Linked DNA regions of Mus musculus: region 1 is linked to region 2. The links are chromatin loops, found by intact Hi-C in ENCODE. Cell type or tissue: left cerebral cortex. All regions are shown on one strand. Each heading gives the region's core, and the rest is flanking DNA. Links, peaks and the distances in the headings are about the cores only. Region 1 overlaps Galntl6 (UDP-N-acetyl-alpha-D-galactosamine:polypeptide N-acetylgalactosaminyltransferase-like 6). Region 2 overlaps Galntl6 (UDP-N-acetyl-alpha-D-galactosamine:polypeptide N-acetylgalactosaminyltransferase-like 6).

Evidence for each region. Hi-C counts contacts between places; a loop is a spot of excess contacts. Peaks named below come from ENCODE experiments on the same cell type or tissue, not always from the same donor. Only the 100,000 strongest peaks of a DNase experiment are listed, where the experiment ranks them.
Region 1: it touches region 2 in a loop (2.7-fold over the local background); 2 of 42 quality-filtered maps call a loop at or near these places.

What each region holds. Positions count from the first base shown.
Region 1 is chr8:57,936,707-57,942,089 of GRCm38, forward strand. The region is part of intron 6 of Galntl6 (UDP-N-acetyl-alpha-D-galactosamine:polypeptide N-acetylgalactosaminyltransferase-like 6); the gene reads right to left. Among named protein-coding and RNA genes, the nearest start is that of Gm2921, 140 kb to the left of the region's middle. In left cerebral cortex, for the core only: a CTCF peak has its summit at 2,944 (motif pointing right); DNase peaks (open chromatin) are centred at 2,998, 4,554 and 4,886; H3K4me3 peaks cover 233 bases; H3K27ac peaks cover 557 bases.
Region 2 is chr8:58,079,237-58,084,619 of GRCm38, forward strand. The region is part of intron 4 of Galntl6 (UDP-N-acetyl-alpha-D-galactosamine:polypeptide N-acetylgalactosaminyltransferase-like 6); the gene reads right to left. Among named protein-coding and RNA genes, the nearest start is that of Gm2921, 280 kb to the left of the region's middle. In left cerebral cortex, for the core only: no CTCF peak of the experiment used is centred there; a DNase peak (open chromatin) is centred at 2,695; H3K27ac peaks cover 531 bases.

The sequences.
Region 1 (5,383 bases), core at 87-5,086, 140 kb before region 2:
TGTGTGTGTGTGTGTTTCCATTTTCTGTTTTGCAAGGTGTAATCCAGTGGGCTTTAACTGGAAAGAGCTTCTCTTGGTGCCCCCTCTCCTATATCAGAGGCAGGGAGACAAGCTCTTCCCTCATCATATTTAGTAGCTGCTATTCCAGGGTGGGATTAGTGTTAGAGTTAGGGTCAGCAGTTCTCCTCAGGAGAGAATGGCCACTCAATGCCATTAATTAATAGTGGGTAAATGTGGAGACCACTTCCTATTCTTAGTCCTGATGGGGTTCAAGTACAGGGTATGGAGATCTTGTAAGTGGAACATTTGTCTGGAAAGGCTCCTCCTTCGAAGTGAAAGATGGCAGAGGCAGGAGCAGGGGCAGGGGCAGGGGCAGGGGCAGGGGCAGGGGCAGGGGGCAGGGGGGCAGGGGCAGAGGGGCAGGGGCAGAGGCAGAGGGGCACAGAGAGGGGGAGAGAGGGGGAGAGAGGGAGAGAGGAGAGAGGGGGAGAGAGGGGGAGAGAGGGAGGCAAGAGGCAAGAGGCAAGAGGCAAGAGGCAAAGAGGCAAGAGGCAAGAGGCAGGCAAGAGGCAGGCAAGAGGCAAGAGGCAAGAGGCAAGAGGCAAGAGGCAAAGAGGCAAAGAGGCAAGAGACAAAGAGGCAGAGGCAAAGAGGCAGAGGCAGAGGCCGACTTCATCTACTCCAGTGGCTTTATCCTGTCCCTAGAGCTGAGTTGGCCGATGAGAAAAGGTGCCCTCTCTCTTCTCTTTTCACCTATGCGGTTTTCTGGTACCCACTGATAGCACTATCTCCAGGATGACAAGTGCTTACAATTTCTGCCTTAAATTACAGTTTTCCTGCCAATGGCCTAGTGCACTCTCCAGAATTATTGAGAAGAGATATTGGGCATTTTAATTTAGAAATGGGATTTACTGAAAATGTGTACAAACTGGAATCTATATGTCTAACTCAGGGCTTGGTCTTGTGACCAGATGCAGTGGATATTTATTAGTGTAGCAACTCAGAATTACTACAACACTCTCTGTCTCTGTCTCTCTCTCTCACACACACATACAAAATATACATGTACACCCTCTCTTTATGTGGTTCTGAGAAATCACAGCTCCATTCCTGGCTAGAGTAATTAGGGCCCTGGGTAACTAGATCATGGATGGCCACGGTCAAGTTGGGACAAAGTCAACTCTTTTTTCTGAGGTGTTTTATTTGGTGTCAAGGGAAAATGTCATCTGTTCTCTGTGATGATGAAAATGGCCCAGTTCTCTGTGGACACGGAGCTGTCTGACACGAGACAGTAGCCACATTCTCTCCTGCTCAGGAGAAACCCACAGTCTGAGCCTAAACCCTGACAGGAACAGTGGAAATAGAGAAGGAAGCGGTCCAACAGGCTCCCAAGACCTCTGTCTAGGGGTTCCAGAAGTGAATCTCTTTCCCCTTTCTGCTACTGGATGCTCCGCCAGGCCAGTTCCTTTTTAGGCCCTCTAAGTTCTGTGTGCGAGTTACAACAGTACCAGAATCCAGCTTCCTAGGGACTTGGCTAGGCAATTTCTTCTCAGCAAATAGAAAGTTTAGGGGGAGAGAATTTTGAGCCTGCACAGTCACAGAACTTTGTATCATACAGAAAGAATGGTGGGGATTCCAACTTCACCATAGGCAGAGGCCATCAGACTGGGTCTTGGTCTGGCAGAAGGAATGAAAAATACTAAACTTCCCAGGCCTGTAAGCACCCTCAACACATGAGGAGGATCTAATTAAGTGTATCACCAAGTGCTAGTAATAAATTGAGCGGTATCAGAGGGTACAGCATGCACTCTGTCTGTTTAAAATCCTGGTACCTCAGAGGACTCGAGGTTGAAGGCCTGGCTTCACTTCCAGCTGCTCTATTAATTCCGTGGCTCGGTAGCTTGCTCGCAGAAAATGTACTCCCTGCCATCTCGGAAGCCAGAGGTCTGAGATAAGTGTGCCAGGTCGGGACGTTTGGGAGGGCTCTTCCTCTGGTCACATTACACTCTCAATGGGAGAAATATCTCAAGTCCTAAGTACTCTGGTGTCTTCATCCCTTCATTAAGGTGCTCACTTCCCATGGGAGCACTAGTCTATGATTTAGTTACCTCTGAATGTTCCGCGTCCAAATGCAATCTCCATGGAGATTTGGGCTTGAACATTCAGATGTTGGAGGAGAGTCCACAGTCTGTAGCAAAGTTCTGGAACCTAGTCTTGTTTATTGTATTTGTCAACCTTTCTTTCTCCTTTATGTGTAGGCTTCTCTCTCTCTCTCTCTCTCTCTCTCTCTCTCTCTGTCTCTCTCTGTCTCTGTCTCTGTGTCTCTGTCTCTCTCTCTGTCTCTCTCTCTCTCTGTCTCTCTCTCTCTCTCTCTCTCTCTCTCTCTCTCTCTCTCTCTCCAACAGTCTAGCATGAACCACACCAGCAGTGTGCCTCCAGACAAACTAAGCTGAAACTGAAGTAAGACCTTGTGTTTTCTTATATCCAGGTTTGGACTCTAGATCAGCCTCTCAGACTACACAGCACATATCCATTACTTCAACATTGAACAAACCCAGAGGCATGTATTCTGAAGATGTTGTTGTTGCTGCTGCTGTTTTTCACATTCAGGTCATGATCTAGACAGTGCCCCATGATCTAGTATATCTTTCCTTTGTCCCTGTATCATTTGCCATGGAGGGTCTTGCTGCAGTTCCTTCAAGAGAGCTCCGAGAGAGGCTGTGAGGAATTTTGTCAATTCTTCTGTACCAATGCCTCAAAGAGGTTGTTTGGTGGTTTCACAATAAGGATTCAGTTCATCTTTCCTCAGTTCAGGGACCCTGGAACTTACCCTGTCACGCAGCTAGGGTTGCAGAGTTCATTAACTCTAAGTGTCAAACCTCATTTGAAAACAGTATTACCTTTTGTTAATGTTTTCCTTGAAAACGATTCACCTCTGCTTCCAGCAGGTGGCGGTATAACACCAACAAAACCTTGAGCCAACTGCTGCTTTGACTATTTTAGCCTCCCTTCGGCTTTACTGGCAACAGGCAGCCCGTTTCTGAGTTCGATATGGACAATAATTCTAAACTGAAAATAGTCATTCTAAAGATTCAATCTACAGGGTACGAACTCATGTCATCTCAATAAGGGAGTTTAGCTCTGGTGGGAGTATGGAGGGACTCCTTCACCTCTGGTGTTTTTCTTAAAGGGGCTCTTGTTGAGACTCCGATTTTCCTGTGAAATTTACTTGTGTTTGTAATGTTGTACGTGTACATTCTAGAAATAGTCACATTTATGGGGATCTTTTCTTCACAGAGTTACATCAGCCAGGCAGATTTATAGGTTATTTCCTGGTTCCTGAACTCCTGGCAGAATTCTGTAGTGTGGCTTCCCAAATGATTTTATTGTCCATAGCTTCCTGGGAAATTCTCAAATAAAACTGGAAGAAAGTGTTCATCAGATCAGGATAAATTATAGGTATGGGGAGTGAAGAAGGAGCTTGAAGGAACTAGCACAATTAAAATCTTTGACCCCAAGAGCCAAAGGTTAGAAGTACCCAGCCAGTCAGCAATCTGTGGCTTAAAGAGACACCTGTAACTTTCTAGTCTCTGAAGAGTCATCTAGTGGAAAATGGCTCTGATGAAATTAAAAATTAAAGTTGTGACATGTGCGTAAAGAAACGTTTGAACTTCTTTGATGTGCTTTCTCGTTCTAGAGGCAAGAAGAATCTTGTCTGGTGTGGTTTCTAAGTCCCATACCTGGTTTTATCTTTTAGTAAATATTTTTGCTTCTTTTCTTTTCCGTTTTGCTGATCAAACCTGGGCAACAGGGAAGGCATGGTGGTGCACACAGCTGTAATGTCAGCTGTATAGAGATAAATTCACGAAGACAAGGAGTTAGGATATCCTGGGGTATATGCATAGTGTGAGGCCAGGCTGGGTTATAGGAGATTCTATCTTAAATCAAAGTTTTTTTGTTTTTTGTTTTAAAAGCAAAGAAAGAAACCAGAAAAAAATCAAACCAAAAATTAAAGAGCAATTACCAGAAAATATTGACTTCTAATTAATTTTCTCACATAACTATTTATTAAGTAGCTATTATGAGCAGTCACTTTGTTTGGTGGAGAGGGTACACACTTACGCAGGTGACAGGAAGCCCCTCGGTGGCTCTGAGCTCTGGTTCCTTCCCTCTATTATATCTATTTTCAGCTTCAAAGATTGCATTTACGTGGATGGTAAAATGCCTCACATCTGCTTGTCTTCCCCTATTACTTTTTCTCTTAGGTTCTGCCCATGCACATGCAGAGTAGAGTAGAGAAAATGGGAAGAGACACTGGATAAAACTGAGTGGAAACCAAAGCTATGTGTGCACAAGACAAGGATACATCAAGCTGTGAGCAGGTAGCGGGGAGGCTCAGAGATTCCTCATAATCACAGCAGCTCTGGAGCATGGCTCTGCTGACACCTGGTCTTTGGACTTCATGGCCACTAATATTTGTGATTTGCTAGCAATTTTTTCCCTTGGGTTAAGTGTCCTAGTTGGACGACCTTGTCAGGACAGCCTTAGGAGATTGCAGGAGCTGCTGCTTCCTTCTGCTGTGTGAACTGACAGGCATTCTGAGCCTTCTCCAGACTGCCAGCTTGGACTTCACTCCCACTCAACCCTTTTACTCATTCTCCTGAATGCTTTCTTCCCAAAGTCTATTTTAAATGTGTGTGAGGCTTATGTCTGTTCTAAATATTGGACGACTGTAATCAACTATACTGTGTCTCATATATATGTATAATAGGTATATACTAGATAAAATAATTTATATATTAAGAACTTTGTATAGTAGGTAATATGTTTTGCAGGAATTATTATTGGCAAGACTTTTCTTCTGTGTGATGCTTCTTGCACTCAGGCATCTGTTGCTTTAGAGAGATGTAAGGCAGGTACCATCCAAAATAGGAAATGGAATTTCAGTACTTGGCTTTCAAAATAACAGCCTTGAAAACAGTTTTCATTTGTGAGGGTAATGGTTTGTTGCAATAGAGAAAGGGTTCATTGCTCCCAATGGATCAGGTTTGGAAAGGTATAGCTTTGCTCTGATAATGAGTGAGGGAGTGAGGTATGATAGGAAGAATAAAACTCAAGACTCACTTCTAAGATTCCAGAAGAGAGAGAGTGTTCCCTTTCCTTCTGGCTAGAATCCATGATTAGGTTACACCTCCAAGTAACACGTTCTGTAGTAACAGAGTCAATGCATTAGAGTGAAAAGGATGGTTATCTTATAGAGACAGACTGGATTTTGAGATAAGGTCTCTAGGTGACTCCAGTGCTTGTGTGTGGGGCTCTTGCATGCTGGAGTTGGAGAACGAGTTAGAGAAGCAGACGGAGGTAGCTGTGACGTGGTGTGAAA
Region 2 (5,383 bases), core at 85-5,084:
ATGTATCTAAATACACATTAGTCAGAAGATATATAATTTGATATTCTTTGATTTAACTTGAATAGTACAGATTTTAAGCAATCAAAAAGAGCGTTGTGATAAGGTTCAAGGTCTTTGAAGTACTTTTCTGTCAATAAGGATGAGAAGGGGCTGTTTAAATAAAGGACTTCATAAATATCGGACTAGAAAACAGCATAGAAAAACATGGAGAACAACTGAGAGAAACACAAGGAAGTTGAAATCACTTGCAGCTCCATATACCTGGGGTCAAAGAGACTGGGTGTGGGGGTTGATCAGTAGGCAAAGCATGAAAAATGAGCATGCTAGTTCACATCTTGAATTCTAGTACTCCTATGACAATGTGGGCAGTAGAAACAAGAAACACAAGAAGGCAGGGAGCAGCTAACCTGGTCTGCACATAGGCAAATATGAGACCTTATATTAAACAAGGATGCAGGTGAGGACTGAGGCCCAGCATTGCTCTCTGACTTTGAAATATGTGTGGTGGTTCATGCTTCATAGTCTCCTATATCTATGTAGATTCTCTCTCTCCCTCTCCCTGTCTTACACACACACACACAGACACACACACACACACACACACACCACACCCTTCAGAGTTAAATCTATGATTTTGGTCACTTAATTCCCATTGTTTTCTATTTTAACTCAGATTTCCTCCCCATTTCCCCCCTTTCCTTTCTTTTATTTTATTTTCAATTATTATTATTATTATTTTGTTTTTTATTAGGTATTTATTTCATTTACATTTCCAATGCTATACCAAAAGTCCCCCACCCACCTACTCCCACTTCTTGGCCCTGGTGTTCCCCTGTACTGAGGCAGATAAAGTTTGCACGACCAATGGGCCTCTCTTTCCACTGATGGCCGACAAGGCCACCTTCTGAAACATATGCAGCTAGAGACACGAGCTCTGGGGGGTACTGGTTAGTTCATATTGTTGTTCCACCTATAGGGTTGCAGATCCCTTTAGCTCCTTGGTTACTTTCCCTAGCTCCTTCATTGGAGGCCTTGTGATCCATCCAATAGCTGACTGTGAGCATCCAGTTCTGTGTTTGCTAGGCCCCGGCATAGTCTCACAAGAGACAGCTATAATCTGGGTCCTTTCAGCAAAATCTTGCTAGTGTATGCAATGGTGTCAGTGTTTGGAGGCTGATTATGGGATGGATCCCCAGATATGGCAGTCTCTAGATGGTCCATCCTTTTTGTCAACAGAGGAATGGATACAGAAAATGTGGTACATTTACATAATTGAGTACTACTCAGCTATTAAAAACAATGAATTTATGAAATTCCTAGGCAAATGGATGGACCTGGAGGGCATCATCCTGAGTGAGGTAACCCAATCACAAAAGAGCTCACACAATATGTACTCACTGATAAGTGGATATTAGTCCAGAAACTTAGAATATCCAAGATATAAGATACAATTTGCTAAACACATGAAACTCAAGAAGAATGAAGACCAAAGTGTGGACATTTTGCCCCTTCTTAGAATTGGGAACAAAACACCCATGGAAGGAGTTACAGAGACACAGTTTGTAGCTGAGACGAAAGGATTTTCAATTATTATTAAGTATAATGATATTAATAGTTAAATTGTAAACTTTGGGATCTGATGACCTGAGTTCTGATTCTTTCTCTGCCACTTACTAGCAAGGACTCCCAGTAAATTGTATATTTTTTTCTAGGAATCAGTTTATTTTTCTATACAATATTTCTTTTAAGAGATATTAATGATGGAAAGATGAACATATATCTATGTCTATCATAGCTATTACATCACATATCATATAAATCATTCATATCTAATGATGTAACACACACATACACATACACACACACACACACATATATATATGTATATATATTATTTATGTTGTTTAGATTCAGTCATGTGCATGGATCAAAATTATTTGCTATTATTATTGTTATTAACCCACATTGCTTGTATGGCTATTAATATCTGAGTTGTAGTTATAAATGATTATTTTATTTTTTGTATGTGGTTATGCTTTGAAAGGCAATCATAATTATAATGGCAAAAGAGGACCAAAGAAAAATTGCAAAAATTTGCCTCCATAAGAGACAAGAATGTAAATGAGAAAGAAACTATAGTCACTAAAAGTGCTGTAAGAAATAAGGATGTTAATAAATAACTCACAGCCACATGTGAGAAAAAATTGGGAAACAATATATTTTTACACTAGCCTGCTTTTTATTTTTGAGATTATAATATAATTACAGTTCTTCCTTCCCTTTGCTCTTTCAAACCCTCCTATATACTGTCTTCTCACTGTCCTTCAAAATCACGGCCTTTTTATTCACTGATCGTTATTGTAAGCCTGTGTGTATAAATACATTTTAAGGACTGGGGTTATAGTTCAGTGGTGGATTTCCTGTCTACATTGTGCAATGTCCTGAATTCAAATAAACACTGCAAAACCAGGAACAAGGAATAAATGAAGACAAAAGGAAACAGATAAAACACCTGACGAAAGGTCTTCAGAGAAAATATAAAATCATGCATATGTATATTTTTAAAATGGTGCATTACTCAACTAGGTTTATTCCTGCCTGTTCTACTTAAAAACGCTCAATCATGGACAGTGCTTATTCTTAGCTGCATCACAAGCTAGCTGCAAGATTAAACAAGCAACCCATGTACAGCGTCTTGCTTAGTTTCCATGGTTGTGAGGAGACACCACAATCAAGGCAACTCTTACAAACTCATAAAGGCAAACGTTTAACTGATCTGAAGGCAACCAGGAGGAGGAGGCCCTCTTTCATAATCAGCAGAGCTTGAGCACAGGAGGAGGACTCATAACCCCCATACCTCCCAGTGCTACACTACCGCTAACAAGAGCACACCTCTTTCAATAAGGGCCACACCTTCTAATAGTTTCACTTCCCATAGGCCAAGCATACTCACCCCACCACATACAGTATTCACAGGAGACAGAGATGGTGAAAGGAACTGAGTCCTTGAAGATGAACAGTGTGGGCACAGGCACATCAGCATGAAGACAGAGGCTAAGGGCATACAGAGCTTCTATACAGAAACATACACAATGCTTCCCAGCTCTGTGTGCAGTGGGTCCCAGTGCTGAAGTCCAGGGATTGACAGATTAGTTGGTGGATGAAATCCCTTTAAAATAGCTACAAATTTTGAGTGGTTTGTTTTAAATTCATTATTGTAGAAAATTTCCTTTGTATCTTTGAGACAGAATCTCATATGTCCCTGGCTAGCATGGAATTTACTATGTAGTTAGGAATGACCTTGAGCTTATGATATTTCCACATCTACCTGCTTAATGCTGAAACTGTAGGGATGGGCCGCCACATTTGCTTGTATGTGATGCTTAGGATAGAGCTTTGAAATTCATGTTTGCTACATGAGCACTGCCCCAATAGAGGCTCATCCTAAGCACCCATGCTTTTGTATGATTTAAAAACACTCAAAGGAAGAATATTATCACATGACGCAACTTTATGATACTCCAGTTTCAGTGTCTAGTACTAGAATTTATTTGGAACATATCCAAGCTCATTATTTTATATTGTTTATAGTTCTGTTCCTATTACAATGGAAGATATGGATCGTTGCAACAGAATATATCTTCTTACTCTCTGGCCATTTACTGAGAAGGGTTGCTGACCTTGATTTAGCTTGCTAAGCCATCCGTGAAAGAGTCTGTGGTCATCAGGACCAGGCTCAGGCAACTCAGTTGACTGGAGAGCAGAGAAATGGTCAACAGGTAAAGAGAGAAGACACAGAAGTAAACCATAGCAGATCAGCAAAACACTGAGGATACTTTTCCCTGGCCAATGGTTGTGCACCATGTATGCAAAACATGCCACAACATAAAAAGAAAGTTAGGGAAGGAAGGAGATTTTAAAAGAATAGGCTGACAAATGGGAAAAGACAAGTGTTTCTGTAGAAAGGAAATGTCTCACTTCATTGTATCTTAATCTGAATATTTTGGCTTTAGAGGTCAGACTGCTATCAAAACAGTTTGATCACAGCTTTTAGCGGATTGCACTTTAGACCTCAGATGCCAGCACTCATTTTTGGTCCTTTTATCTAAGAATCTAATATTATAAAGTTTATGCACAGGTTTTTAATTCCTATGGACAGCAGATCAAAAGGAACATAAAAAATAACAGCAATTGACCACACAACACTCTCTTGCCTATCGAGTGTATTCTGCATCACTTCCCTCAAATGATTAATTTTTTTTCCCCCAAGACATTTGCTTCAGCATCTCCCTTGAGCTTTTCATTTTTCTGCTGCAGAAATTATTTGCTAACTCTAAAAAATGTTACTGGTTTTCTCCTTTTGAAAAAATTCTCACTATAGTACCACTTAGTTATCTCCAGCATATTTTGTTTTGCAGCTACTATTTGGATTTAATTTTATTTCCTTCTTCCTGGGCAGTTGCTAATGTGCATGAGTGTAAGCACAGCTGAAATATAAACTCCTTGAGAACCATGAATTTTCTGACCCATGTCATTAAGCTCAGTATTTTGAGCATTATGGGGAAAAACAAAATGGCTGTCTTATTTAATTGCTAGAGACCTTTATCCCATGATCTGCTATTATCTTCTCCAGGAGTCTGGTACCTTTCTAAAGGAGAGGCAGAGAAAGCAATGAGTTCTATTAAAAACCAAGAAGGATTGGTACACTCACAAGTTTCCATGTATCCAAATATTGCTCACTTTACCAAAAATAGTCCTAACTATAAAATGAGCAATTAATATGCACTGAGAATTTTCCTTCATGATAGCATGTTAATTTCCTGGGGAAGTAAACTTGGAAATTGGTTTTATTGTTGTTGTTTTTCATAATAAATAGATGGTTGTAACATTATCAGTGTGAGGGTGTTTATGTCCCTAGTTTGATGTCAACTTGACACCAGCTAGAGTCATCTGGGGGAGGAAGAAAATGCCTCCATATGACTTGCTCTTAGGTAAGTCTGAAGTGCATTTCCTTAATTGGTGACTGAAGTGGAAAGACCTGGCCCAGTGTGTGCAATGCTGTACCTGGGCAGCTGGCCTGGGGTGTATAGGAAAGCAGGCTCAGTAAACTAGGAACAGTGAGCCAGTAAGCAGCATTGTTTCATGACTTCTGCTTCCATCCCTGTGGCTAAGCTCTTTCCTTACTCGAGTTCCTGCCCCAACATTTAGCTTTGATTATTCCATATGTTACATGCATGTATTTTTTTCATGGTTGACTATTGTGCTCTGGACCACCAGTTGGAAAGTGATCTCTCCCTCTCTTTTCTTTACTCAGTTGCTTCTGGTTCTTTGTGTAGTGCTGAGTCATCACGACTTTGTCTCTTTTCTGTCTGACATGTTTGTT